2 separate regions of the Homo sapiens genome follow, and region 2 is linked to region 1. Evidence: read pairs that join two places in POLR2A ChIA-PET (ENCODE). Cell type or tissue: A673. All regions are shown on one strand. Each heading gives the region's core, and the rest is flanking DNA. Links, peaks and the distances in the headings are about the cores only.

Evidence for each region. Peaks named below come from ENCODE experiments on the same cell type or tissue, not always from the same donor. Only the 100,000 strongest peaks of a DNase experiment are listed, where the experiment ranks them.
Region 2: POLR2A ChIA-PET joins it to region 1 with 7 read pairs; 2 of 35 experiments call an interaction of 5 or more read pairs at or near these places.

What each region holds. Positions count from the first base shown.
Region 1 is chr11:119,349,221-119,363,939 of GRCh38, forward strand. USP2 (ubiquitin specific peptidase 2) reads right to left here. Exons shown (of 13, transcript NM_004205.5): 3 at 10,964-11,014; 4 at 10,317-10,440; 5 at 10,011-10,122; 6 at 9,804-9,914; 7 at 9,553-9,617; 8 at 8,929-9,032; 9 at 8,761-8,841; 10 at 8,537-8,615; 11 at 8,263-8,370; 12 at 7,967-8,087; 13 at 5,995-7,702. The coding sequence ends at 7,615. Among named protein-coding and RNA genes, the nearest start is that of MFRP, 9.9 kb to the left of the region's middle. RefSeq lists enhancers at 8,604-9,803, 10,428-10,477. In A673, for the core only: CTCF peaks have their summits at 7,286 (motif pointing right) and 7,486; DNase peaks (open chromatin) are centred at 7,241 and 7,671; H3K4me3 peaks cover 801 bases; H3K27ac peaks cover 652 bases.
Region 2 is chr11:119,948,713-119,963,431 of GRCh38, forward strand. LOC105369526 (a long non-coding RNA gene) reads left to right here. Exons shown (of 8, transcript XR_948083.3): 7 at 648-826; 8 at 1,961-2,450. Among named protein-coding and RNA genes, the nearest start is that of LINC02744, 39 kb to the right of the region's middle. In A673, for the core only: no CTCF peak of the experiment used is centred there; no DNase peak of the experiment used is centred there; H3K27me3 peaks cover 1,372 bases.

The DNA of each region.
Region 1 (14,719 bases), core at 5,925-9,924:
GCTTGCAGTGAGCCGAGGTTGCGCCACTGCACTCCAGCCTGGGCGACAGAGCGAGACTCCGTCTTACTTTAGCTTGTAAAGGGTTCATTATATTAAAATTTATTGTTTAAAAATTAGTAAGAAAATACTTAAATTTCTCTCGGCTTTAATATTAATTTGGTAAATATTAATAGATAGAACCCACATAAAGCAAAGGTCTTTGGGGTTCTCCATAATTTTTAAGAATGTAAGGGAGGTCGGGTGTGGTGGCTCATGCCTGTAATCCCAGCACTTTGGGAGGCCGAGGCAGGTGGATCACAAGGTCAGGAGATCGAGACCATCCTGGCTAACACAGTGAAACCCCATCTCTACTAAAAATACAAAAAAGTTAGCCAGGCGTGGTGGTGGGCGCCTGTAGTCTCAGCTACTTGGGAGGCTGAGGCAGGAGAATGGCATGAACCTGGGAGGTGGAGCTTGCAGTGAGCTGAGATCGTGTCACTGCACTCCAGCCTGGGTGACAGAGCAAGACTCCGTCTCAAAAAAAAAAAAAGAAAAAAGAATGTAAGGGGGTCAGCTGGGTGCGGTGGCTCACGCCTGTAATCCCAGCACTTTGGGAGGCTGAGGTGGGTGGATCACCTGAGGTCAGAAGTTCAAGACCAGCCTGGCCAACATGACGAAACCCCATCTCTACTAAAAATACAAAAATTAGCCGGGCATCGTGGTGAACGCCTGTAGTCCTGGCTACTTGGGAGGCTGAGACAGGAGAATTGCTTGAACCCGGGAGGCAGAGGTTGCAGTGAGCCGAGATTGCGCTGCTGCACTCTAGGCTGGGCAACACAGCAAGATTCTGTCTCAAAAAAAAAAAAAAAAAAGAAAAAAAGAATGTGAGGGAGTCTTTTGAGAAGTGTGGTTCACTGGACAGAGATGAAGACAGTTTACTGGGCCGTAAGTCTGGAGATTAAATGCTGGGTAATCCGAAGAAACAATGACTTCCTCTGATGGGGCCAGCAGGAGGACTTCCTGGAAGAGATGAGCCTTTAGTCTAAAGTTTGAGGGTTGAAAAGGATTTGAATAGGCAGAACTTGGGGGTTGGTTAGGGAATTCCAGGAAGGAGGAGAGGCTTAGCACTGTGGCCTGAGGAGCTTGGTCACAACTGGGTCTCAGAACTATTCCTGTGAGTGGGGAGACAACAGAAGGGAGGCCAAGGGGAGGCCTGGAAGACCAGGAAGCTTCTCTCTGCTTTGCTGTTACCCACGGCCATCCTCGACTACACCCAGGATGTAGTAGAGGCCGCAGAGTGCCTCTGTGGGCACAGGCACTCCTGCAACTGTCTGCGTTATGAAGGGGTTTCTGGAGGAAAGGAGGGGAGCCAGGGGCCAGCTCAGGGTTGGGGAGTGGCACACCTAAAACACACTGAGAGTGAAATCCACTGCAGACCCCTCAGCTCATTGCCTCACGTCATCCTTATTCCAGCCCCGGTGGCAAGAGGAGGGAGGTAGGTGTTTTCTTCTCATTTTCTGGATGCCACCAAGGCTCCTGGAAGTTAAGTGCCTTTGCCCAAAGTTGTACAGTTGCCCAGGGGCAGGGCTGGGTTGCAGAGCTGGGGCTGTTGGAGTCCTGGTTTCCACTTTTTTTTGTTTTTGTTTTTGTTTTTTTGAGACAGGGTCTTGCTCTGTCACCCAGGCTGGAGTGTGATCACAACTCACTGCAGCCTCCACCTCCCAGGCTCAAGCAATCCTCCTACCTAAGCCTCCCAAGTACCTGAGACTACATGTGTGCACCACCATGCTTGACTAATTTTGTAGAGAAGGGATCCCCCTATGTTGCCAGGTCTCGAACTCCTGGGCTCAAGCAATTCTCCTGCCTCGGCCATAGGCTTCCCTAGTCTTTAGAAGCATGAGAGATAGCAGCTCAATCCCATTACTACCTCCAAGAGGCAGATGCCCCCAAATATCAGAAAATTGGAAAAGCCAATTCCTTGATTTTGGAATCCCTATTTAACGGGCACTCTGTTTAGTTTGGGCAATGCTATACTTACATACATCAAGTGTATTGTTAAGGAAGAGAAGATAGAAGCATCCAGAGAGATGAGAGGAATTAAATATTTGCTAAATAGGGACAGTGTTGGTTTAAAAAAAAATTTGCTGAGGATCACCCACCATGAGAATCTCAGTGGAGCTTTGATGGTATAGTCCTGGAAATGGGAGTTGAGCGGGGGAAATGGAAGTTTGTTGAGTTGTTGAGTACCTACTATGTGCCAGACACCCACCCATCCCATCCCCTCCCCTCCTCTGTCCTCCCCTCCCCTCCCCTCTCCTCTCCTCTTTCCTTTCTCCCTTTCCTTTCCTCTCTCTCTCCCCTCTTCCTTCGTTTTTTTTTTTTTTTTTGTGTGTGTGCATGTGTGTGTGTGACAGGTTCTTGTTCTGTTGCTTAGGCTAGAGTGCACTGGTGTGACCACGGTTCACTGCAGCCTCAACCTCCTGGTCAATTGATCCTCCCACCTCAGCCTCCCAAGTGGCTGGGACTACAGGTGCATGGTGCTATGTCTGGCTAATTTTTGTACTTTTTGTAGAGACAGAGTTTTACCATGTTACCCAGGCTGGTTTCAAACTCCTGGGCTAAAGTTATCTGCCCATCTTGGCCTCCCAAAGTGTTGGAATTACAGGCATGAGCCACTGTGCCTGGCCAGACACTGTTTTTCTTAACTGGCACTCACAACTCTGAATAGGTAATGTTATGCTCAGATTACAGATGAGGAAATTGAGGCTCAGAGAGATTAAGTAACTTGCTTGGGCTGTGAATGTTAGTCTCTTTCTGCTGCCTCCTGCATCCTGCACAGGTGCTTGTTTCTGCTCGTAGAGCAATGAAGGATGGGGACCCTCAGAGGTGTCCAGCTCAGACAGACCTACTAGGGTCCAGGTAGGAGGCAGATCATGGTGGTTTTGCTGTTGGGTATGTGTGAATGTCACACTGCTGTTTGGCTCAGTTCCTAATAGATGCAGGGTTGGAAAATTTGCTGCAGAAAGTCCTGCAAAATGCTGTCAATTATTCAAACTAAAGACAGAGTACTCGGAAAGAGAACTGGGTAGGGAGTCAAGATACCCAGGTTCCATCCTGTCTCTGCTTCTGACATGCTATGTGGCCTTGAGCAAGTCTTCTCTAGGGCTCAGTATCCTCACTGCCAAATCGAGATCATGGACAAGGTGACCTCTATGATCTAACTCTAAAGCTTTGTAGAGGCCGGGCATGGTGGCTTACGCCTGTAATCCCAGCAGTTTGGGAGGTCAAGGCGGGTGGATCACCTGAGGTCAGGAGTTCGAGACCAGCCTGGCCAACATGGTGAAACCCTGTCTCTACTAAAAATACAAAATTAGTCAGGCATGGTGGTGCATGCCTGTAATCCCAGCTACTCGGGAGGCTGAGGCAGGAGAATCGCTTGAACCCGGGAGGTGGAGGTTGCAGTGAGCCGAGATCACATGACTGCACTCTCACCCTGGGTGACACAGTGAGACTCTGTCTCAAAAAATAAATAAATAAAAAAATATATAAAATATAGCTTTATAGAAAGAAGTAAGCATTCTGAGCATTGGTCACTTAAAAAAATTCTATAAACTGGAACCAGGGAACTAGAGTTAAGTTCCGTATCTTGGGACTTGAGCATGTGTTTAGAGGAAAAGTGACTTAGAATGATTGATAACATGGGAGTGGAGACCTTCAAGATCCACAAGTCCTATCTCAGTAATTTGCAGATGAGGCACGGAGGCCCAGAAAGAGGGAGGTTCTTGTTCAAGGTCACACAAGAGCAGTTGCAGGGGAAGCCCCTCCCCTAGGGAGAGGCCTGCTGGATCAAGAGCAAACAATGAGGGAAGAGAGCCAAGTTGCTAGGAGGCAAAGCTTGATGGACAAAAAAACGTGGGGACAGACCTGCGTGTGTTTGTGCTCTGTGTAACACTAGGACCTGTTGCCATGGGGATGAGAAAGCACCACAGATTAATTACTGAAGAGCTGGGAGCAAGGGTGGCGGACCTGAGTGGAGCCCCTGCCCTCAATGTCTCCTAGAGTCCATCTGTTCCCCAGTGGAAGACAGCAAAAATTACAGGGCTGCTTCTACCTCCAGTGAAGAACTAGTCAGAGTACAGCCATTCACTTTGCTACAAGCCTCATGTTTTTATTTTGAGGGGATCCTGTTTGCCTGCGGCTTGGGGGCAATCATCAGGGTAAGATTTCCAATCACAGCCTGGGTCAGGCCACCCTCAGGGCAGGCCAGGGAAGTTTGGGTCCCTCAGGGAGAAATTCCAAGTTTTAAGTCACTGTCATTTTCAATCCCTCTTCTTCACTCTTGGGAAATGCTTAGAAAAATGCCCCCACAACTGTCCCCCTCCATGAGGTGGGTTTGATAGCAGCACACAGGCCTTAAGTGACAGCAGGTGCTTCTGTCTCAGCAAGGATGGAATAGTCAGGCCTTTATTTTTCAGTGTCTGGAGCAGTGAAGGCAGTGAGGAAGAATCCTGATGAAACACTCCAGGCTCACCTGGTGGAGCCTTCAGCTTCCCTAGTTCTAAGACCAGCAGCAGAAATGGAAAAGCTGAACAGTGCTAATGAAGAGGTGACACCAAAGGAGACGTGGGTCACCGAGTGCACCAAAGGCATCACCTCTTTTAGGGGTTAAATCTGAAGTCTTGAGAAAAAGCACTTTAGGGAACAAAGCCTGTAACATAAAGGTAACTGTTTCTAAGTATTAGGTGGTAAAGCTGAGATCTTTGACTTATCAAAGACTAAGCCCTGGCTGGGCGTGGTGGCTCACGCCTGTAATCTCAGCACTTTGGGAGGCCGAGTCAGGCAGATCACCTGAGGTCAGGAGTTCGAGACCAGCCTGACCAACATGGAGACACCCCCGTCTCTACTAAAAATAGAAAAATAGCTGGTCGTGGTGGCGTATGCCTGTAATCCCAGCTACTGGGAGGCTGAGGCAGGAGAATCGCTTGAACCCAGGAGATGGAGGTTGCAGTGAGCTGAGATCATGCCATTGCGCTCCAGCCTGGGCAACAAGAGTGAAACTCTGTCTCAAAAAAAAAAAAAAAAAAAAAAAAAGACTAAGCCCTGGTCACTCCACATCCAGGTAATGATACTCTGCTCTAAGAGCAAGTTTTGCTATATTTGACATCTGCTGGAGAGATGTATTTTATCTTATCATAGGTCTGTGAAAACACCCAAGTGTTTCTTTTTTCATAGAGACAGGGTCTCACTATGTTGCCCAGGCTGGTCTCAAACTCCTGGCCTTAAGCCATCCTCTCACTTCAACTTCTTGAATTACTGGTGTGAGCCACCATGCCCAGCCCCAAGAGTTTCAACCAAGAATTAAGAGAGTAGCCCATACCAGCATTAAAAAGTAGACAGTTCATTAAAAAAAAAAATGGACATGTGAAAACCATGTCACATAGGAGAATGTCCTGATTCTTAGGAGATGTATGCTCAAGTATTTAGAAGTGGTGATATAACACCTCACCTGAAAATGTTTCGGCAGACAGAATAAAGTACAGTTGACCTTTGAACAATGCGGGCTTGAACTGTGTGGGTCCACTTTCACGTGGATTTTTTCAACCAAATAAGGATAGAAAATACTGCATTTGTAAGATGCAAAACCCACATATATAGAAGGCTGATTTTCATATACGCAGGTTCTGCAGGGGTGACCTTGGGACTTGAATATGGTGCAGATTTTGGTATGTGTGTATCTTGGAACCAATCTCCCTGTGTATACTGGGGGATGGCTGTATATTTAAATGTGTTTGTAAACAATTGGTGAATCCAGATGAAGAATATAGTGTCCAAAATATGTATTGTTTCAGTTTTTAAAAAATTAAACTTAAATGTTCAAACTAAAAAGTGGGTAACTTTTTCCAGAAACTTGGAATTTACAAACTGGTTGAAACAATGAAATAGATGGCCCCTAATATACTAGGAGCCCTTCCTAGATTCAAACACTCCCAAATCAAGATTCCAACATCTGCCAACTGATTTCTCAAAGCTATTATTTATTCTGTACAAGGTTCCACTGTACATTAGACATTCTTCTACTCTTGCTTACACAGTAAACAAGTGTACACTTGCCCTTGGGCTCAGGTTCACAGGTCTTCTCTGGAGAAGGGTGTCAGGCCAGTAAAACTCAGGGTGTCTTTCTCTGATGCCTCCTCCTAGGAGCCTGGAATGTGCCAGGCTCCACGGGGCACAAGCCGGGCCCAGCTGTGTGGGTGAACAGCTTTACTCTCCAGGACAGCACAGAGTTTTATCCAACTATGTAGGGCAAAATTGAGCCCACAGGAAAGAACCATACAACTGAGGCAAGATGTCCCCAAATACCCAGGCTCCAGCTCCCAGGGCAGGACTGGAGACCAGCGCTAAGAAGAGCTGAGGGGTGGCCTGGGCATCCCTGAGAAACTCGGTCCAAAGGGCCTATTGTCTAGGAGGCTCTGAGAAGGGGGCGGGGGCAGGAAGGCCAGGGGGAAAGGGATGTTAAGAGAATAAATAAAAGGGAGAGAAGCTCTAGGGACGAGGGGCTTGTGCTATCCTTCAAACAGCTGGGGAGCAGACCAGGGGTGGGCTAGAGGACGTGGGCGGGAAGAACTTGATGCCCTGTCGGAAGGAATCTACCTGCTTTCTTCTTTGCCTCACTGCAATGCACAACGAGCCAGGGCTAAGGGCAGGATCCCTTTCCCAGGCGGGTTTGAACAGAGCACTGGGGAAAAGGGAAGAGGCTGAGGGATATTTCAGGAGGGGCAGTTACCCCCTGGTCCCCAAATGCTATAAGGCACAATTCTTGGAGGCAACTAAATTCCATTCAAAACATTAAAAAAAAAAAAAAAAAACCCAAACCCCCAAAACAGAAACTTGTTTTAGATCCCAGGTCTACTGTGGCTGTGCTTGGGGCCTGGCCAACGCCCACCTAGCACCACGGAGGGCTAGCATTAGAAAGTTGTACTTGGAAAAGCAATAAAAGGACCAGTGCAACGTCCCAGCTATGAAGAGGCCTGAAGGAGAGCACTCCAGTCTGAACACTTTAGTTATGGAAATTAAAAAAAAAAAGTTGGGCTTTTTAAAAACCAAAACCAGCGTTTTCCAAAGATGTCCCTTCGTCTGTCCCCTGGAGTTAGCAGCGTGAAGAGGGCTCTTGGCTCATGGCTCTGGACCGGCGAGCCGTGCGGGTGGAGATGGGCGCCGGCTCCTCCGCGGCGCGGGCGTCCAGGCGGTGATGCTCCCAGCGAGCTCCAGAGGGCGCTGTCCCCTCGGAGGCGCGGGCGCTGCGGCGGGAAGCGGCGCAGCGAGGGTCTTCCCCCCCAAGACACAGTTGTTTCTGACACATAGGAAGACCACAAGTTTACAAATGCAAACGCCGAGGGCACGGGGCGATGCTGGCTCCACGTCCAGGCGATCTTCCCTGCCGGGCCACAGCTCAGGAAAGCCCGGCTCCTTGCTCCAGACCCTGATCAGGCTGCATCCACTCCTGCTCGGCAGCTTCAGGTTTGTTTTTCTCTTGTCAGGTTTGTGTGTTGTTGTTGTTGTTTTGTTTTTGTCTTTTTAAAAAATTTAGGGAGCGGGGCCACCACGGGGAAGGGAGAAGGGACGTGGCTCCTGGCGCTACATTCGGGAGGGCGGGCTGGCCAGTTCGTAGAAGAGCAGGTAGGCGTCGCTGGTGCGCACTTGGCTGGAGGACATGGGAGTGACGCTGCGGAGAGAGCGGGGAGTCAGCCCGGAGCGGGCAGGACCGGGAGACCCCCCGCCGGCTTCTTTCTGTGCCCCCGAGGCCGGCCGGCCTGCCTTTCAGGGAGCCTCCCCACGGGCAGCGGCTTCGTGGCCTTAAACTTTGCCATCCATTCTCGGTGTAAGCCGTGCGGGGGGTGGGAGGGGGGTGGGTTTGGGGGGAGGGTGGAGGAGTGGGGGGAGAGTGGGTGGCTACAGCCAGGGGCTCCGGCCCTGCCCTGGCTCTCACCTGGAGTCGTTGAAAGTGTGCCATTCTCCTGTCCCTGGACTGCGACAGTAGGCTGTATAGTGGCCACCCATGGTGGTTCCGGAGTGATTGGACACAGCGTACAGGTTGTAAACAGCATGGTCTGAGGAGGAGGCAGCCGTCAAGCCCCCGAGGCCCCCCTGCCCCGACTTCCCCCCTCCAACCTCTCCTTCTGGGTCTCTCAGTAGCTGGTGCTGGCAGCTCCCCTTCCTCCTGCCCTCCCTCCGGCCTTGCACACCTGCGTCTTCATTCTGCCCTGCCTACTCAAAGATACTCACTGGTGTTTTCTGAGGCAAATTCTCTTAAGTCCAGGTCTCTTAGGGGGAAGTTCACAAATGTTGTGAGCTTGCTGGTTCGGATCCTGGATTCTGAGAACCGCTTCAGATCTGGCATTGACGTGAGTCAAGGATAGTCAAACCAATGCAGAAGGGCAGACAACAAAAGGAAAGCCTACAAGGTCCGTTTCTTCCGACTGTTCCCCTCACCTATGGGCCCCTTGTCATCAGTCACCCTTGAAAGTCATGTCCCAGCCCTGATGGATCTTAAGGATACGGAGCACCAAGATCTTTGGGAACCTCTGGATGGAGAACTTCTTTATACACCGTTTTCTGCCTCGGCAGCGACAGCATGTCTGAGAGACAAGACAAACAGAAAGAACTTGTGGGGAAGTCAGTGGGCCCCAATCCAGTCACTCCTCAACTGGATCTGCTGGTATCAGCCTCTTCCCAGTAGGTCCCACGGAAATTTGTTCTTGCTATTACCGAAGGGTGACTTACTGGCTTTTCATCTCCATCAAGCACATCCTCTTTGGTGAAGAGCCTCATGCAGTCCATTAATGTCACCTCAGGATAACCTCGCTGGGAAGGGGAAAAAAGCAAAGGTCAGAGGTCAACATGAAAGGACAGGAGAGGGAGTTCAACAAGGCGGGCAACTGGGGTGCATACCTTAGCAATGGGCAGTGAGAGGTCCCAGAAGGGGTCGAAGACCGTAGAACAGTAACCACAATCTGTACACGTCAGCGAGCTCTTTAGCTGCCCAACAAAGAGATCTGGGGAAGAGAAGGCCATGAGATGCTGAAATACAGGAAGTAGAGCATGGTCTTCTGCACAGCAGCTTTTATTTTTTTTTTTGAGATGGAGTTTTGCTCTGTCCCCCAGGCTGAAGTGCAGTGGTGCAATCTCAGCTCACAACAACCTCTGCCTCCTGGGTTCAGTGATTCTCCTGCCTCAGCCTCCCAAGTAGCTGGGATTACAGGTGCCCACCACCATGCCTGGCTAATTTTTGCATTTTTAGTAGAGATGGGGTTTTGCCATGTTGGCCAGGCTGGTCTTGAACTCCTGACCTCAGGTGATCTACCCGCCTTGGCCTCCCAAAGTGTTGGGTTTACAGGCATGAGCCACCATGCCCGGCCTGCACAGCATCTTCTTTCTTGCTGTTCCTGCTTTGCTTTGTTGAACACTAGGCAGAAACAGGCTTCCCCGGGAGAGTGATTCTTAGGGCTTTTCATGCTCCACTCAGGCAAGAGCAGGCAACAGTGAAAACAGGCATCTTCCCTTTCATGCGCTTACCCCCGATCCTACTGTCTTCCCGTTCTAGATATTTTCTCCACATCTGTCGGCCTTTCTCGTCATCACTGGGAACCAGAGAGAGACAACAATTGGGTCAAAGCTCAAAACTTAAGTTTAAGGGTCTGTCAATTTTGATCCTTCATCTTCAAAAGTAAATCAGATTATTCCCAAATCATTAACCCCAAAGTGGTGGGTAAAAATCTCGAGTTCACAAAAGTTTTGCTTTCCCACAGCATTCTCCTCTTACTTACGGAAGATGATCGAGGTTCTCAGGGTTGGACTTAGGTCTCAGTGTCACTCGGTTCACCTCGTTATGGAGCCCATCCAGAAGAAAGCGAAGGAACTCCTGAGCATCCTGCTGACTGAACCCAAAGGAAGGAGGGTGAGCAACACCTCTTGTCCTAAGAACCTGCTCCTACTGCCACCCACCTGAGAGGACATGTCTGCAAGGCCCTTACTTATAGCCAACAAAGCGCGGTGCGTATCTCTGGATCTGGGTCTTGAACTCAGATGGGCTCACCACATCATTGGGGGATGAAGTCCATATGGTCTGAATTAGTTTTGCAAACTCTATTGGAAGGAGAGAGTGTACAGGACAGCTGAGATATTTTCTATAAGAAACTCTGAAACTAGAATCCCAACAAAAAGCAAGCAGAGAAAGACAGACAGGATAGGAGTGTCTAAGACACAACACCTAGAACAGCCCCAGTGGAGTGGAGGAGCATCCGGGGGTAGGCAGGGGCACATGACAGAGGGCCTCTCACCTTCCACGAGGGCTGTGTGTGCATTGCTGCCGTGGTGCAGGTCCCGCATGTAGAGCCTCTGGAGGCAGTAATCTCTCAACTCCCGAGTGTTGCTCAGGCACTGCAGAATTGAGTTCATGAAGCACTGCAAGAGATGACCAGGCAATCAGTGGGGAGACGAGAGTCCCACCTTCACCTGTGTTACTTACTACCAGAGGCTCTCTGGTTCATCTACCTAGAATCCTTTCATAGGAGGCTATCCTTTCATAGCCTCAAGTTCCTCTTTTCATAAGTGAAAGGGGTGAAGTGAGGCAAACCCCCACTCCAGGCATAGGTGACCTAATTGGTTATTTACTATAGAGGTGCACAAAAGGGCGTGATGTGATGGACAGAAGTGTGTGGGAAGTGATGGGCATCCTTTAGGGGAATGATCCAGGAGAGGAGCAGGCTGATGGGTAAAAGGGCAACTTCCTTTTAGCAGTGCTTCCTGCTGGGGGTGGGTAAAGCACAGCCCAGCAATTCTGTGAAACACCAGCCAGGAAGGGCAAGTGCCAACTGGCTGAACGGGTAGGGAGTCAGCCACAACCAGAAGGGGACTCTGGTTATATGGCTCCAGTCAGCATAGTAGGGGGTGGGCCTGGGGAAGAAGCAGGCCAGGAAAAACTCACCGTGTTCCCAAGGTTTCGAAGACCAGCCAGACCCTGGGCACTCTTAGAATTCTGTAAGCAAAGAACATATGGCAATAAGGTGGAAGCAAAGATGCTAGGCCTGTGCTGGGCTCTCTCGTGCAATTTCTAACCAGCTGGAGCCACAGGCAGCAGGCCACACATAATATTCTTTCTTCAACTTTACCCATCTATGTACTTTGTAGGAAAGAGGATTGAGGAATGCCTGTGATTTTCTTTTCTTTTCTTTTTTTTTTTTTTGAGACGGAATCTCACGCTGTCACCCAGGCTGGAGTGCAGTGGTACGATCTTAGCTCACTGCAACCTCCACCTCGTGGGTTCAAGCGATTTTCCTGCCTCAGCCTCCTGAGTAGCTGGGACTACAGGTGTGTGCCACGATGCCCGGCTAATTTTTTGTATTTTTAGTAGAGACAGGGTTTCGTCATGTTGGCCAGGCTGGTCTTGAACTCCTGACCTCAGGTGATCCACCTGCCTCAGCTTCCCAAAGTGCTGGGATTACAGGCGTGAGCCACCGCGTCCTGCCTAAATGCCTGTTATTTTCAACAACCAACAAAAATATTCTTCAGGGCTTTATTGAGTGTGTATTGACTATGTATCTCCCTGCCCCCCATCTTTATGTTATTCTCTATTCTCTGCTACAGTGGAGACTAGGAATTCATATATTTGGTACATATTGACTCCTTACTATAAGAAATTTTGAGTCCCAAATCCAGGTGCTATCTCAAATGACCTATATTTGTACTCCTAGAAGTCCAATATATAAAGTAACTCTCATAAGAGACACTTTGAGGAGGTTTTGAAAAGTTAAACAACAAAACACCTTGAGTTTCGATCTTCAGTTGGGAAAAACTCAAGTAAGCCTGCCATTCTGAATTGCCAGAGACAGGTGGAATTCCTTCCAGCTGAGCTCAGCTCCTAAGGGCTGATTAAAGACTCGGAGAATCCTCCCTGCCTGGCTCAGGTTTCAACATCCTGACTGGCCACTGTCTGGGAATCCTGGAGATGGCAGATTGGGCCCGCAGAGGCAAGGGCCTGGCTGAAATTGCCACTCTTGCTGTTGGCCCTATAGCGGAGGCGGGTGAGGGGGTTGGAGAGAGAACAGGTGCTGGATCGAGGACTCTGAGCTTATTTGTCAAGGTCTCTTGGCTAATCCTGGGCATATCTCCAAGGAGTCAGAAAACCTTCAGGCTCAAAGGGTTAAATAAACAGTTTGCAGATGAGTCTGCCACCCCCTCTCTCAGGGAGGGGACTGGGAGCAGGCAACTCTGGAGCAACACTGGGGCATGCGTGGGGCCAGCTCAGCCCTGATCAGAACAGGAGCCTGAAATAACTCAGCTAAAATTACTCATGCCGTGTGCTGACAGCCTATGAGGCTGTCAGCAGCTCAAAGCCCATGAGGTTGTCAGCTGGGGGGGAGGGGTGTGGGTGGGGGAGGAGCAGGCTGAAGGAGGGCTTTTCTCAAGAACTGCCTTACCGATCCCACAAGTAAGAGGATCCCTTCTTGGCCAGCTGTCAGGGCTAGCACTAACAGGTAGGGAAGAAAAATATACCCAGAAAAGAGACCCAGTTTAAACCTGCAGCTAGAGAGAAAGGCCAATTGGCAGCAGGTGGGATATAAGCATCCTTAGAGAACTTGGCTAGGGCTGGCAGTATATGGCCCCACACAACATCTGAATCTGACTTACTGACAGTCAGCAAGAGGGCCGCAACAGAGATAATTCCCTGGGACAAAGACCTTCTCAGCATTTTCCAGAATTGGTGAAACGCTGCAAAAGTCTCCATGTTGCGCACTCGGAACTAAATGTTAAAGCTTGCCCACAACAGAATACCCACCCTTACGTCTATTTTTGGCAGTGCTTTATTAGTTCTTAGCCCCTGTGCCTCAGATGACATCTGTCTAAACAGGCTGTAGGGGAAAGCATTCTACCACTGGTGACCGTGTCAATGTTCACCAAAGCAGGCCCTCAGCTGAGACAACAGTCACTCAGTGCTAATGGGGGTAGGGAAATGGGAAAACGGAGTCATCTGTCTACAGAAGCACTCCTGTGGTGTTTTAAGATGTTGACACTTAATTCTGACCCAGCAGTGAGGGGCAAGAAGGACACTTCGTCACCCACGATTACTATTCTTGAGGATCTAACCCCTCTATTGGCCTGGGGGGTGGGGAGATGGGAGAAGCTCCTTTAAGGCATCCTTAGGACCCTTGGTTGTTATGTTTTAGGGTGGGGGTTGATGCCTTTGTCTAAAATTTCCTCAGCTCAAAACCACATGCCAGTTTCTAGGTGCTCTGTGTAGAAGGCGGGTGGATAACAGGAGTGGGGGCGACAGAGGAGGGGGAGCAGGGCTGCTCCATGCCCAGCCAGATATTCTTCTGCCAAGAATAGGAAATCAGGAGCTCCAGGGAAAGTCAGCACTTTTCATTACAGAGGGGAACAAAATGTCCCCAGAGTGACCTTTCTTACAGGACAAACAATCCTACCTCAGGGTCGACAGGGAGAAAGGGGCCAGAACTGCAGAAGGTGGGAGACCCTGCACAGCCAACCTCTTTCGGTGAAAGCCAGAGAAGGAAATGACCCCAAGTGTTATGCTGGGACACATGTGCAAAGAGTTGAGAAAGTTTGGACCCAGTCTTCCTTCCATTCAGCCATCAGCAAACCTAGTTTTGACTCAGTATCAAGCACTGTTGCAGGGAGCAGATGGCACCTTCACCATCAGCAAATAGACAGCTTTCACCTTCTAGAGGAGAGGAGCGGGGGCTCAGGAGAGCCCTGCCTGGGTTAATGCAGAGGTAGCATCTGGGCACCCTTCGGTAGGAGAGGCCGAGGTTTGTGTCTTCACACTTGAGACCCCAATCAAGGGCTTTCCCGCCTACCTCACCTGTGTGGTGAGGGTCGCCCCAAGTCCTGGCTGCAGCTAGGAAGCCTGGTGTGGCCCTGGCACGGGGCAGGGCACGCACTGCCAGCACGGGAGCTGGTGCCTGTTACATAAGACCTGTCAAAGCTCGGGCCCCTTCTCCCTTCCCCAGGCGGGCAGCGCCCAGCCTCGGCCCCGGCATTCCCCTGGGGGCTGCTTCCGCGGAGGGACCCGCTGCCCGCTGCATAAATGGAGAGGACGGAAAGAAGGGGAAGTTGCCCTCTGTCACCTGTCTGCACCTCGTCTGCCCTTCACAGGGTCAAAGGACCCCCGTCACCAACCCTTGGGAAAGAGCCCTTGGTGGACAGTGAAGGGGAGGCGGCCCCTTTCTGCCCAGCCTTCCTCGCCGGGGTTTGGCCTCGGAGGAGTACCCCGGCACGGTCCAGCGTGCTGCCCTCGCACACCGATCGAGACCCAGTCAAGGTTATGCTTTCCTGCACCTGTCCTGATAGGTGCCAGGAATTGAGAGGCCAAGAGCCACCACCTGGTGCCGGGGCCACCGAGAGGGAGGGGGCAAGGGGGACTTCCTCGGACCTCCACCCGGGGAGGGGACCACGAGTAAGCGTGCGATCACCTGAGGAGGGGGCATTCCTTGCCAGGAGACCCTGGGAAAGGAGGGGTGGGGGCTGGGAAGAATCCGTCCCCTCACCTAGGGGCGCGTGGCGGGCAGAGGCCAGGGAGAAGGCGGGACCCCAGGCCCTCGGCGCGGGGGTCCCGGAAAAGGGCCCGCGTACCTTGGCTTTGTTGAGCAGGAGCCCCACGAAGGTGGAGAGCAGCAGGGACGGGGAGAGAGGGGAGCGCGGCCGCAGCTCCTTGGCGAGGGCG
Region 2 (14,719 bases), core at 4,207-8,206, 600 kb after region 1:
CTGGTGGCCTCTCAAGCCCCATTAGGGCTGGCACCAGGTATGGTCACTTCCAGTCCACACAGAGCTTTTGTAGGCACAAGGACAAGTGACCCCTTTAGGTAGATGCAGCTCTGCCCCAGGGTGCATGGCTTGGTGGGCAGAACACAGCCAAAGTTCAGCCCCCTAGTTCCCCCAAGGCCAGGTGCTTTGATGCAGAAAAATATTGTGCAACTGTTCATGGCAGTCCATGGGGAGAGACTGGGGTGCATCCTCGTGAAACACTGGAAAACAGAGCCAGAAAGCAAAACTGGAAATCATGGGAATCCAAGAGGAATTAAGACATTTTAAATAAAAAAAAATCTATTTTAAGATCCAGAAGGAGAGAAGACTCCTGATTAGCTAAGGCAACAAGCAGTGGTATGGGGAGAGAGTAGAAGCCACTGCAATCCCTTCCCCATCTAGGTAGTTAGGCCACGATTGGCAAAGTGCTTTGCCATGCATGATCCCTCAAAATTCGCACTGATAAAAATTCAGTGAAGAGACTTCCATAGAGCAGGGAGCCACAACTCAGAGGCCTCACTACTTGCCCAAGATCTCTCAGCTAGGGAGGTGGGGAAATGGGACTCGAAGTCAGGTCAGCTGACTTCAAATCCAACCCTTTTTCCTAGGTAGCCTCAGTGTGATGGATTATCTGCAGAGATCATCACCAGTAATCCTCCAGCCCTGTACATATCCACTCTTTTCCATCAGGAGGTGAAATTTATTTCCCCTCCCCTTGAATCTAGGCCAGTCTTGTGACTTGCTTTGACACTGACTTTTCTTACACTGTGCATTTCACAAATGTATGGTAAGTGCTTGGGAATCACAAAGGTCCTATAAGTGCTCAGTATTACAAGTCAAATCCTGCTAACACAAGTACCATTGCTATGAAACTTTCTGTATGACAAAAGCAATTTCCATGTCCTAGTCGATGGCTCACTTATTTCAAACCATATTCAATATGCCAATAGAATGTGTAAGTGACACCAGGCAAGGTCCAGGCCTCAGTCTTAAGAGGCCTGGCAGATCCTACTTTCACCTTCTTGGGATCCAGCCACCATGTGGAGAAGCACAGTCTAGACTGACATCTGCTGAAGATCACATGGATTGGTGCAGTGAGGGAGAAGCCTGGCCAGCCCTCCAGTCACCCCAGCTGCCACACATGTCAGGGAAGCCATTGTGGATATCGTGGCTAAATGCAGCCTTGTGAATGGCCCAACCTGACACCATGTGGCATAGAGGAGCTGCCAGTGGAGCCCAGCCACCCCACATAATCATGGAAAAAAATAAGACACTGTGCTGGATAACCGAGACACCTGATTAGTGCAGACACTCCTCCTGGGGTCCTGACACTGGAAGGACCTGCCCAGCGTGTCATCCTGGCTTTGATAACTGACCTAAACTGGCCAGGACTGCTCCTTCTTCCACTGTGTCCTCTTGCTCACCCTAGACTGCGAATTCCATGAGGACAGGACAGTTCTTTGCTTTGCTTTCTCTCCAGACTTAGGAACTGTTCCCTAAACAGAGAATACTTGGTCGTGATGCCTGGCCATGATGCTGGTCAGTCAGTCTGCCTGCCTGTCTAGCTTGATATTAAATGCCCAAATCAGACTCCCCTAGTAATACACATAGTGTGGCTCGTGAGTTGGGTGTGACTTTTTTCAGCGGAATAACTCAATTTCATTTTACATGTTGCTGCTAGCCAGGAGAGTGTGGTCCCACTGGGGAGGGCAGGCCTTTTGATGTTTGCCATGTTGGTCTTTACTCTGTGGGAGCCCATGAGAGGCAATGCAGAGATTTCAGAGTATTCAGAATATTCTCCCACTCCCACCCCACCATACCCTAAATGGCTGTACCTGTCACACATACCATGCCCTGGCTAATAGCGTGTTGTTGTATAAATTAATTACAAAATGACTAATGTCAATTTCACTTTCATCAGAGATGGCAGAAGGACTGAGGACCTGGGGAGGAGAGAGGAGGAAACTGGAGGACTGTGAACGTGGCCACGTCTTTTCCAATGGAGAGAAAACTCAATCGGATCTGGGCACTCCCTACATTTCTCCACCTCCTGCCGCCCCCGTGAGCCACTGCAGGGAGATTTTTCTGAATAATGGAACATTTTCCTGTTTTAATCAGATGCAATTTTGCAAGCAGTTTTTATGATTTAGCAAGTCCATTAAAACTGGCATTTGTTCTGCTCTGACACTCGAAAGGGGCTCCACAGAGCATAAACATTGGAAATTACTTGTAGGGAGAGACAATATTAAAATTCCCCAGCCTGGGCCTGTTGTTTGAGAAATTCTGTTATCAAGCATCATGCCAGCTACGATCAGAGGTGCTTGAGATATATGCTGCTTCCTCTTTACGCACTAACTGGGGGCCTGGGAACTCAGGCAGCAATAAAGTCGCAATGCTGTTATCTCTCAGCACTTTTGGCATCAGGAGGTGAATGGGTCTTAAGGAGAACTCACTGGAAGAGCAGGTCACGAAGTGCAAAATCTCAAGGAAGAGGGTGGGTGAACACATCTTTAAGGACAAGCCTGGAAATTGCTTTCCTGCCCACAGTGAATGATAGAGTTTATTGGCACATAATTAAGAAGGTCTGTTTTGTCAGTTTCACTTGTAGTCAATTCTCAATTATCCATATACTAACAGATGACCAGGGTCAAGTGAAAATTCTCCTTTTGCCCTCCTTCTGCTTCCCTGCAGGGATTCCCTCTCCACAGAACCAAAGTAGAGTATCAGCAAGAGAGGCTTTGGGGAGCATCTCCTCTCCCAGTCAATGCAGAAGCCATAGAAGAAATCACAAAAGATAGAACCTGGCAGTTCAACTACATAAAATTAACAATGCGTGGGTATAACAAACTAAGAAACTGGCCGGGCGCAGTGGCTCACGCCTGTATTCCCAGCACTCTGGGAGGCCGAGGCGGGCGGATCACGAGGTCAGGAGATCGACACCATCCTGGCTAACACGGTGAAACCCCGTCTCTACTAAAAATACAAAAAAATTAGCCGGGCGTGGCTGTGGGCACCTGTAGTCCCAGCTACTTGGGAGGCTAAGGCAGGAGAATGGCGTGAACCAGGGAGGCGGAGCTTGCAGTGAGCCAAGACTGTGCCACCGCACTCCAGCCTGGGTGATAGAACGAGACTCCGTCTCAAAAAAAAAAAAAAAAAAGAAACTTTTTATTCTGAAGAAAAATATTTACTTCTAACATTTCAGAGTGTTAATGTTTTCATATAAATAATTAATATATAAATTGATAGGAACGTTCTAAGAGTCAAGATGGGGTGAGGTGAGGAGATCAAACAACAAACAGACAAAGGATTCATGCAACAAAAAGATTTGAAAATAAACATATGTTGAAAAGGACAACCTCACTTACAATGAAAGAAACACAAAGATGATATAACACACTGTTTGGACTTCTAGCTAAACATGAAAAATTGAACACGTGTGTTTATTTCCTCTCCCTTCCAAATCTTCACTAAAATGAAAACAAAGAATATAAGAAAGGCATAAACTCATAAGAACCCCAAGAAGAGGAAAGGAGACTGCCGCATATAAAAGACATCAACTATTTCTCTAAGACAGAGGCAGATGGGGGAGTGGCAACTGGCCGAGGATGCCAAGGACTAAGGGGCTGCAGAAAGAGGGCTGTCAGAGAGTTTGTAGACTCACCCGCAACACCCGAAGTCACTGGAACTAGAGGGCAGTCAGGCCCAGGAATGGATAGAAAAGCCCCAGAAGCAGATCAGGCTTCACGTGCTGGAGAGAAGGATGTAAGGAGTGGGTCATGGTGGGATTCGAGGCTGAGGAAGAGGGTGCCAGATGTTTGGTTCCGGCAGTGTAGTGGCCCAGATAACCAGCATGCATGCCCATGACAAAGACCTAGAAAGGCGAGCATCCTTTAAATGCAAAACTGAGCTTTAAGCCAATTCACCTGTGAGCCAGGCACAAAGGATCTGGAGCAGGAAGCACTTGAATTGACACTACAGCGGCTGCATGATTTTGCCGGCATTGGGAACCCAAGCACATAGGGTTAATGCTCATGTGGGACCCAGTGGCTGGGCATTGGGCCTTCTGAAGAGGGATGTTTGAACTGAGATCTTTGCATAGAAGCTTGACTTTCAAATGATTACACTTCGATGAAAGAGTGGAAGAGAAAATGTACAGTCCTGGTCCAGGAAGATGACAAAGAAGTCTGTCTGACTCCACTTAGACAAGGAGTTCTCATCTGGCAATTTATAACCATGGACCAACTCTTCATACAGATTTGGTCTTTGACTTTATGCTAGCTTCTTGATACAGAAAGAAACAACTTGATAATGTTTTATTTTAAAATAGTTCTGGATTAGTGATACATTTGGGACTCATAAGCAAATGCAAAATGTCTTAGAAAAACACATTCTCATCTAAGCGTGCTCAGGATTCTAGAGATAAAACTCTGTTGAGATAAGCTTGCAATCCAAAATTCAAAAACACAAAGAACAACGCAGGTGGCAAAAGGAGGAAGAAAAGGAAAGATCACCTCAAAAGTCAGGAAAATGATTTTCTTCAGAAGAGCAGGGGCTGTGCCTGGCAAATGAAGAGGATGCTGGGTGCTGGAAATATTCTATTTCTTGACATGATTGAAGGTATAGAGAAGAAATTGAAAGCATAAAAGGTCACTAAGTAAACATAAGGGTAGATTCAAGCCCCCCAAATTCTAGAAATGAAATACGTAGATATTAAAGTTAAAAATTTATGGAGAGCTTAAATAGCACTGTTGACCCTTGAACAACATGGTTTGAACTTCATGGGGTCACTTATAGTGAGTTTTTTTTCCAACCAAAGGCAGATGGAAAATACAGTATTCACAGATTTCAAAAACCTGGCTATACAGAGGGCCAACTTTTCACTTAAGCGAGTTCTGCAGGACTGAGTGCAAGACTTGAGAATATGCAGAGTTTGGTATTCGCAAGGGTGTCCTGGAACCAATCCCCTGCAGATACCAAGGGACAACTCTATATTAGACATAGCTAAAGAATTAGTGAACTAAAACATAAATCTTAAGAAATGACTTATAGTGCAACACAGAATATAAAGAGATGGAAAATCTTAGAGATTAAGAGACATAGAGACTGGAATGAAAATGTTCAACATATATCTCATGGTAGTTAAAGAAGGACAGAATAGAGAGACTAGGGAAGTAGCAATATTCCAAGAGATAATGACTGGGAATTTTCTAGAATTGGAAATCCTCCTGTTTGGGACCACGAAGAATCCCAGGTAGGATATGTAAAACTAAATGCACATCTGGCAATATTGCTATGAAGTTTCAGAGACAACGGCAAAGATCTAAGCAAGCAGAGATAAAACATACAGAAGACCTACAAAAGAACATTTGTACTGACTTCAGACTTCTCAAAAGCAACCGTAGACCCCAGAAAATAGTGGAAGAATATATCTAAAATTCCAAGAGAAAATAACTGTCAGCTTTAATTTTATGCATAGCTAAACCAGTTTTGTTTGTTTGTTTGTTTGAGATGGGGTCTTGCTCTGTCACCCAGGCTGGAGTGCAGTGGCTTGATCTTGGTTCACTGCAACCTCCACCTCCCAGGTTCAAGCAATTCTCATGCCTCAGCCTTCCGAGTAACTGGGGTTACAGGCAGGCAGCACAATGCCCAGCTAACTTTATTATTTTTTTTTTTTTTGTATTTTTAGTAGAGATGGGTTTTCAACATGTTGGCCAGTCTGGTCTTGACCTCCTGATACCTCAAGTGATCCACCGGCCTCGGCCTCCCAAAGTGTTGGGGTTACAGGCATGAGCCACCATGCCTGGCCCTAAACCAGTTTTTCAAGAGTGAGGGTGAAATAAAGACATCTTCAGATGTAAAGAGATTGAAAGTTTTTAACTACAGAGGTTTGCTGAAAGTAAACTTACTATGGAGTAAATACAAGAAAGCATAGTAAAAACATAGTTTAAAAAAACATGGGGCTGGGCTCAGTGGCTCATGCCTGTAATCCTAGCACTTTGGGAGGCCAGGGTGGGCAGATCACCTGAGGTCAGGAGTTCAAGATCAGCCTGGCCAACATGGTGAAACCCCATCTCTACCAAAAATACAAAAAGCTAGCTGGTGTGATGGTGGGCGCCTGTAGTCCCAGCTACTCAGGAGGCTGAGGCAGGAGAATTGCTTGAACCTGGAAGGTAGAGGTTGTAGTGAGCCAAGATCGTGCTACTGCACTCTAGCCTGGGTAGCAGAGCAAGATCCTATCTCAAAACAAACAAACAAACACGCCAGTTCATGTCAGTTAATTGAAACAAGCCTATGTTGTTTTTAAGAAAACCCTAAGCATATACTACTACTACTACTACTAATAATAATAATGACAAAATGGAATTAAAATATGAACAACAGAATATGTAAGTTGGGGAAGAGGTGATAGGAGCTAAAATGAATTCTCAAGGCCTTGTTTCATTCAGGAGGAAAGCAGAGACTGATTAACTTCAGACTTTATGTTAAATATAGATGCAAAAAAATTAAGAGAACATACTTAAAAAGTCAAAATAGAATGTTGAGCTTCCAAAACAGTAGGCAGAAGAGAAGAAAATAATTTTTTACAAGCCTCAATCATTTCAATAGAAAGTAGAGAAGAAGAAAAACAAAGCAGAGTGTGGTAGATTGTATTTTCTGAAAATGGCCACAACAATATTTCTAATTCCTCTTGTACTTCCAGAACTCAGACACTCCCCATCAAGACTTGGTGGAGTCTCTTATGCCTCCCCTTGAACCTGGAAGGACTGTGTTACTCCCCTGGCCAATAGAACATGGTGGAAGTCATGCTGTGTGATTTCTGAGGTTAGATCATAAAAGGTAATACGGCTTCCATTTAGTGTGTGTGCACACTATCTCTCTCTCTCTCAAGATTCTTGCCCTTGGAACTTGGGCACCATGCCGTGAGGAGCCCACAGCCATATGGAAAACCTACATGTTGTTTGGACCAACAGGTCCAGCTAAGATCTCAGCAGCCAGCCAGCACCAATCACCAGACATGTAAGTGAGCAAGTCCTGAGATGATTCCAGCCTTCAAAGCTTCCAGATGAGGTGCCGGACATCGTGGAGCTGAGCCCTATCCCATTCCTGACCCACGGAATCTGTGGGCATAATAAATCGCTATTTTATACTACAAAGTTTTGGGGAAGTTTGTTATGCAGACAAACTGGAATACAGAGTAAATAAAAAGTACAAAATAAAATGGTAGCATTAAATCCAATATATAAATAATCACAAAAATGTCAACTGACTAAACTCACTTGCTGAAACAAAGGCTGTCAGAGATTTTTAAGAAGCTTATAAGAGACATCTCTTAAAAGCTATTCAGGAGGCTGAGACAGGAGAATCGCCTGAACCCGGGAGGCGGAGTTCAGTGAGCCAAGATCAAGCCCCTGCACTCCAGCCTGGGCCACAGAGGAAGACTCTGTCTCAAAAGAAAAAAAGCAAGGACACAGAAAAGAACAAAAAACAATGGAAAAAGATATATATTCTCTGGATATATTAATCCAAAGAACACTGGGGCTGAAATATTTTGTTGTATATCAATATAGTTGTTATTATTAAGTACAGAGATGAACACTCCATAACATTAAAAGCTACCATTTGCCATGAATATATGATACAACTGACCCTTGAACAATGCAGGTGTTAGGGACACCAACAACCCCATACAGCCAAAAATTCGTGTATAACTTTTGATTCCCCCAAAACTTAACTACGAATAGCCCTACTATTGACCAGAAGCCTTGCTGGTAACACAAATAGTTGATTAACACATATTTTGTATGTTATATGTATTAAATATTATATTTTTACTTTAAAGTAAGCTAGGGAAAAGAAAATGTTACTAAGAAAATCACAAGGAAGAGAAAATATATTTACTATTCCTTAAGTGGAAGTGGATCATCATAAAGGTCTTCATTCTCAGCATTTTTGCGTTAAATAGGCTACGGAGGAGGAGGACGAGGAGGGGTGGGTCTTGCTGTCTCAAGGTTGGCAGAAGTGGAAGAAAATACAAGTCTAAGTGAGCCCACGCAGTTCAAACCTGTGTTATTTAATGCCATCCTAAATTTGCATGAAGCTAACAATATTGCCTTAAAATATATAAAATCAAATTGACAGAATTTCTATAAGAAATTTACATATCTAAAATCATAATGGCAGCTGTAACATAGCTCTCAGTAATTGATAGATTAAGTAGATAAAAATGAGTAAGGACTAACGGTTTGAGAAATGCAACCAGCAAGCTTGAGCTGCACCTAACAATTGAAGGATGCACATTCTTTTCAAATACAAATGGCACATCTACAAAATAGACTATGTGCAGCATCCTAAAACAAGCCCTAACAAGGAACTAATATCACACAGATCACATACTTGATCCACAGTGTAATTAAGTTAGAAATAACATTTTAAAATCTTTTTTAGAATATCCTACATAGTCCTAAACTTAAAAACACACTTCTAAATAATTCATAGATCAAAGAAGAAATAAAATGGAAATTAGAAAACATTTAGACCTAAAAGATAACAAAAATGTGGTATATCAAAACATGTAAAATATAATTACAGTGGGAAATATAGCATCTCAAATGCTTAAACCATAAAAAAGAAAGATTGAACAGGTAATGAGGTAAGAGTTCAACTCAAAAGTTGGAAAAGTAAGACAGGATAAACCCAAAGAAGGTAGAAAGGAGAAGATAATAAAGACCTGGCCAGGTGCGGTGGCTCATGCTTGCAATCCCAGCACTTCGAGAAGCCAAAGAGGGAGGATCATCTGAGACCAGGAGTTTGAGACCAGCTGGGGAAACATAGTGAGACTCTGTGTCTACAAAAATCTTAAAATTATCCAGGTGTGGTGGCACACACCTGCAGTCTCAGCTACATGGGAGGCTGAGCCAGGAGGGTTGCTTTCAGGAATTTGAGTCTGCAGTGAGCTATGATCATGCCACTGCACTCCAGCCTGGGTGACAGAGCAAGATTCTAATTTACAAAATAATAAATAAAGGCAGAAATTTATTTTTTTTTAATTTCGTGAAATAGAAAGTGTTCTAAGAGAGAAGTTCAGTAAAACCAGAAGCTGGTCCTTTTGAAAGACTAATAAAATAGACAAACCTCTGGCAGGATTGGTGAGAGAGAGAATACAAATAAACAGTATTAAGATGCAAAAAGGCGATATAATTCCAGCTACAGGAGATAATTTTAAAAATCATGAGATTAATATGAATATCTTTTTATAAATACACTAAGAACCATAAATAAAATGCACAGTTTTCTAGGAGAAAAAAGCCCAGTAAAACTCAGAAGAAATTTAAAAATCAGAATGGGCCTATAATTATTAAAGAAAGTGAATAAGTAATTAAACATTTGCCTACATCGGCAAAAATAGCTACGACTAACAAAACATCAATCCCAGGTGGTTTTACAGGGAAGTTGTGCCAACTATCCAAGCTGCAGAGAATCCCAGTCTTAGCAAAATGTTCTAAACCAGTGTTTCTCAAACTTAAATATGCAATCAAATCACCTAAATCTTATTCAAATGATGATTCAGTGGATCTAGGGGGGAGCTTGAGATTCTGCATTTCTAACAAGCTCCCAGGTTATGCCAGATATAAAGTCTTCTGTAAGTCAATAAGCTAAAGCTAAACAACCCAATAGGAAGCTGGAAAAAAGTTGTGTATATTCAGTCTGCAGAAGAAACCTAAATGCCAATAGAAAGAAGCCCTACTAGCTTGCTATTAACAAATCCAAACTAAGAGTGAGGTACTGTTTCCCCCTAACCAAATTAGCAAATCTGGTTTGCTGACAAGATGAACTACTGGCAAACATGTGAAACAAGAAAACCCTTTAAGGGTAGCTGGAATGGTAAATTGATACATCTATTCTGGAGATCAGTTTTCCAACCTCTAGTGAAGTTGAAGAGTGGATACACCATGACATAGATACAGTGTACATGCCTAAAGAAATTGTTGCACATGTGCTCAGGGAGAAAAGTGCAAGGATGTTCAGGCTGCTCTGTATGTTACAGTGAGAAATTGGAAATAATCTAAATCTCCATCAGCAGAAGAATGATTGAAATACTATACAGCAGTGAAACTGCATATACAACATGGATAGATCCCTAACAAATGTTTTTTAAAAAGCAATTTGAAAATCAATAGGTACACTTTGATACCTTTACATGAAAACACAAAACATGTAAGGCAATCACATATATTGTATATCATTTATATATGTAACAAAAGTATAAAAATATTCATGGAAGTGAAAAATGACAAATTCAGAACAGTGGTTACAACTGGGGAGGGTGGAAAATAAGATAGAATAGGGGTATATGTCAACTGAGTCTATTAGTTTATTTCTTTTTTTTTTTTTAAAAGGTGGGACCAATACCGTATGTTTCTCACACTTTGTGTGATAAGAACACAAAGAGGGAACCACACACAATGGGGCCTATTGAAGGGTGGAGGGTTGGAAGAGGGAGAAGATCAGGAAAAATTACTAATGGGTACTAGGCTGAATACCTGGGTGATGAAATAATCTGTACCACAAACCCCCATAACACAATTTTACCTGTGTAACAAATCTGCACATGTACCCCTGAGCTAAAAGTTAAAAAAATAAAAGTTAAGGCATTAAAAACCTGAAAAAAAAGGTGAGGAAGTAAATATAGCAAAATATTAAGAATGAATGATTTAACAGAACTGGGGAGATAGGTATATCAATATTTTGACACTATCTCCCATACTTTCCTATATATTTATAATAATTTAATAATCATAATAATATAAAAGGCTTATGACTAAGAGAATAAGAGAGGATATATCAGCAAATGAGAGATATCTTGGACTGTCTTGAGATGGTTATACAGTCACTGATGAAGCTAGGAAAAGTGAGGATGCTACAGAGAATGCAGCCAACCTGCCCGGGGAAGCAAATTTTGATTTCAGATGTTAGGGATGTCAGAGAGTGGGATATTTGGAGCTAGAATCTGGTGGGGGTGCTGACTGAAAAATCCATTTTCAGGACCAAACAGTAGCTGCCCATTCCCACACTATGTATTAATAGAATTCCAAGTAGCCACATTTCTACCATTTAGACAAAAACAATTTTTGAAAGTTTCTCCTAAAAAGAAATTGAATAAGTCTCAAGTAAGAATGCTGCTTTATTCTGACACTTAGGGGTCTCCCAGTAAAATGGCTGGCTCACAGCCCAATCACCCTAAGATGAAGTCCGTTAGTCAGCCAGTCCTTCACATGAACACAAAGCTCCCACGTGCCTTTTTATTCCCTTATTCTTATATTTAAAAGGATATCCAATAATTCCAAATATTTAAGATTGCAAGAAAAAAAAAACAGGAAAAGTAATCCTGAAAGATTATACTAGTAACAGAAGATAATTTAAAAGTAAACATTTAAAATACTCTAATTAGATCCTCAGATAAATTAAGAGGATTTTGTATACCTATAACAAGAACAAGGTGCTATAAAGAAATAAAAAACTAAAAGAGCTCTTGAAAATATATATATTAAAGATTTTTATAAAATTTAAAAACTTAATAGAAAGCTAAGAAGATAAGGTCCAATAAATCTTCCTGAAAGAGAAAATATGAAAGAAAAAAATAAAAGACATGATTCAGAGAATTCCAAAAATAAAACAAAGAAAATAGGGGAAAGGAAATTTTCAAAAAAAAAAAAAGTAGAATGAAAAGTCAGAACATCAGGGCTGAAGAAAAAGTGTGGCAAATGGTATACAGGCAGCAGGAGAAGGTGACAGGTCATCTGTAAAGAACTAGAGTCTGATTGCCATCACACTTGCCATCTCTAATGCTGGATGCAAGAAAATATTGGAGCAAACCTTCAAAGATTTGAATAAAAATAATTTTCAACCCAGAAACCTAGAATCCTGTTCCTAAATGTGTACCAAACAGAACAAATATACTTTCAGGTACACAAGCACTCAGATAATTTATCTTTCATGTACAATTTCTTAAGAATTTATTTGAGGAGTGCTCCTGAAAAATGGAATAACTCAAGAGAGAAGAAATGGGCTGAGGGAAACATTGGATCCCACCCAGGAAAGCGGTAAGGGGCAATCCCTAGACCTTCCGCTGTCCGGATCATTTATAGAGCAAAGAGTCCAGCTTGGAACAAGTGGACTCAGGTCTCCGGGAAGAGTTTTCCAAGAAAAACAATAAAGAGGCTTATAGAATACCTGAGGCAATCGAAAATTGAAAGAAAAAAAATGAGGAATTCTATAAAGGCAAATAATGCAAGACACAGAGAAAGGAATGAGAAACTCTGGGGAAAATAAAAAATTATACAAAAAGGATGTGTAAGTAGTTTGATGAGTCAGTAAACAATATTTTCATAAGCAAAGCAATAGACATCATTTATTGATTTTTACCATAAATGGTGATACTGGAAGAATGAGGGAAAGGGAGCTTGGGGGTGGCATAAGAAAATTAAACACTCAACCTTCATAACAGGGAATCAATAGATAATGCATAAAGTACATAAATTAAGATATATCAGTAAAACATATTACTTAGAGATATGAGAGTAATTGGCAGAATAAATAAATCCAAAAGATTAAAATGATCGCCCTTGAGGAGCAGGACTGAAATTGTTGGGAAGGGTAGAGCCGAGGACTCCTGTATGTCATAATAAGCCTTTTGGGACATTTGGCTTTTAAATCATTTGGCTTATTTTGATTTTTAAAAGCAGCCTCTGTCAGGTCCTGGCAAGCTTTGAATGCTTCCAAAGAGATTGCACTCTATTCTGCATGCACAGGGAAGCCATGGGAGGTTTTGGAAGCTAGGAGGGACATAATCAGATATAGATCCTGGTACAGCAAATCCGCTCTCCAAATGGGACTTCCAGGGCTGAATATGCTGCACACGTTGTTGGTGTATCCAATGTATAAACTAAACAAATGCTTAGGGCTGCAGCAAAGCAAAGGCATTAATTTTTTTTAAATCTCGTCTTCTACACGTCAAACATAAACCCGTTTTCATGGGAAAAGATGGAATTTACTTACCTGTATTTTACAGTTTACTATTAATTTGTTTTGAGCTACATAGAAGAGCTGGGGGTGGGCGCACCATTATTATTATTATTATTTATTTATTTATTTATTTTTGTTGGTGCTTAAGGTCTTTAAAGTTCGTAGTTCAACTGTGGCTCTAGGTGAACTTGAGCCATCTTTACCTTTCGTATTCTGGACCCCGGAGTTCTAATAACAAAGCCCAAGATTGTATCGACCTTACCAACAGCTACACATACGGCACAAGTTGAGATTGTGGTCTGCTAAACCTCAGATTTGTCCCCACCCCATTCTTGAACTGCTATCAAATCATTATCATCACTGTCCTGTTCTTTTAAAATTTATTTTTAAACTCAAGTATGGGATGATAAGCATTACCAGGAAATCACTCCTCGTTTCAGTCCTATATTATAATCTGGTCAGATATTTTGTAGATGTTGACCCTACCACATTTCCATCCCAACTTTAGGTCATCTATAAATTAAATATACTCGTTTTCTAGATTTTCATTCCAAATCACTGATAGACTTGCTGAACAGGATTGGGTAAAATGTAGTCTTGTGGCATAGGCCTGAGACTTCCCTAAAAGTCAAGGACATCTAATAAGTTTCAACCACAGAAACCTAATGGCTGGTGGCTGCCTAGTGGCTGCTTGGAGCCCTGTGCTGAGAAGGATTCTGAGCTCCATCTGAATTCAGAGGAAAAGAGAGATGTGATGGATTAGCAATGAATGTCTGTCTAGGGATGGGGGTGAGGATGTCACAAATTGCCATCTCTGCTTCAGAATAGCCCCCAAACCACTCAACTACATTATTTGCATTTGTGTCTCAATCTTTCAATCCATCAAAGGGCTGTTTCCCAGTCCACATTTCTCCACCTTGTTCATAGGGACGGGACAGGCTTTGTCAATTATACTGCAGAATCAATACACATTATGTCCGTAACATTCTCCTTATCTACCAGTCTAGTAACCCCATCAAAGAGGAAAATAAGGTGAGTTTGGAATGCTTCATTCTTGGAGAACCTAAGGCAGAGCTCCTAATGACTACTACTTTATTTTCTAAAATGGGGTACAACATCTTTAGATTGTCTGTCTCCTGGATGTTTTCCTAGCCTCTAGGAGTTGTCCTACCGGTAAGTTTTCAGCACCTGAGAGGTAAGTCATTTTGACCTGGAGATGGAAGCTGGGAGATAAATTAGTATCTCTTAGTATCTCCTTACCTATTGATTACCATTTTTGTTGCTGTTGTAGTCATTGTAAAAATAATGCATGCCTATTACAGAAAACCTGGAGACTACGGAAAGATGAAAGGAAGGAAAATCGCCCACCGTCTCGACTTCTTTTTCTTTGCACTATTTTTGAGAGTTTGCATCTGTGTTGTTTTATATAGCTGTGACCATAATGTATGTGTGATTTTACATTCTGGGTTTTCACATAAGATTATATTCTATGAATTTTTCAGGTCAGTATTAAATTTCATTGACCTAATTTTTAATAGCATAATATCCCATCTACGTGATATGTCATAGTTTACTTAACCATTCTGCTACTGTTGGCCACTTAGGACATTTCCATCATTGCCCTACTTCAAATGCCTATTCTTGAATATATTTATTA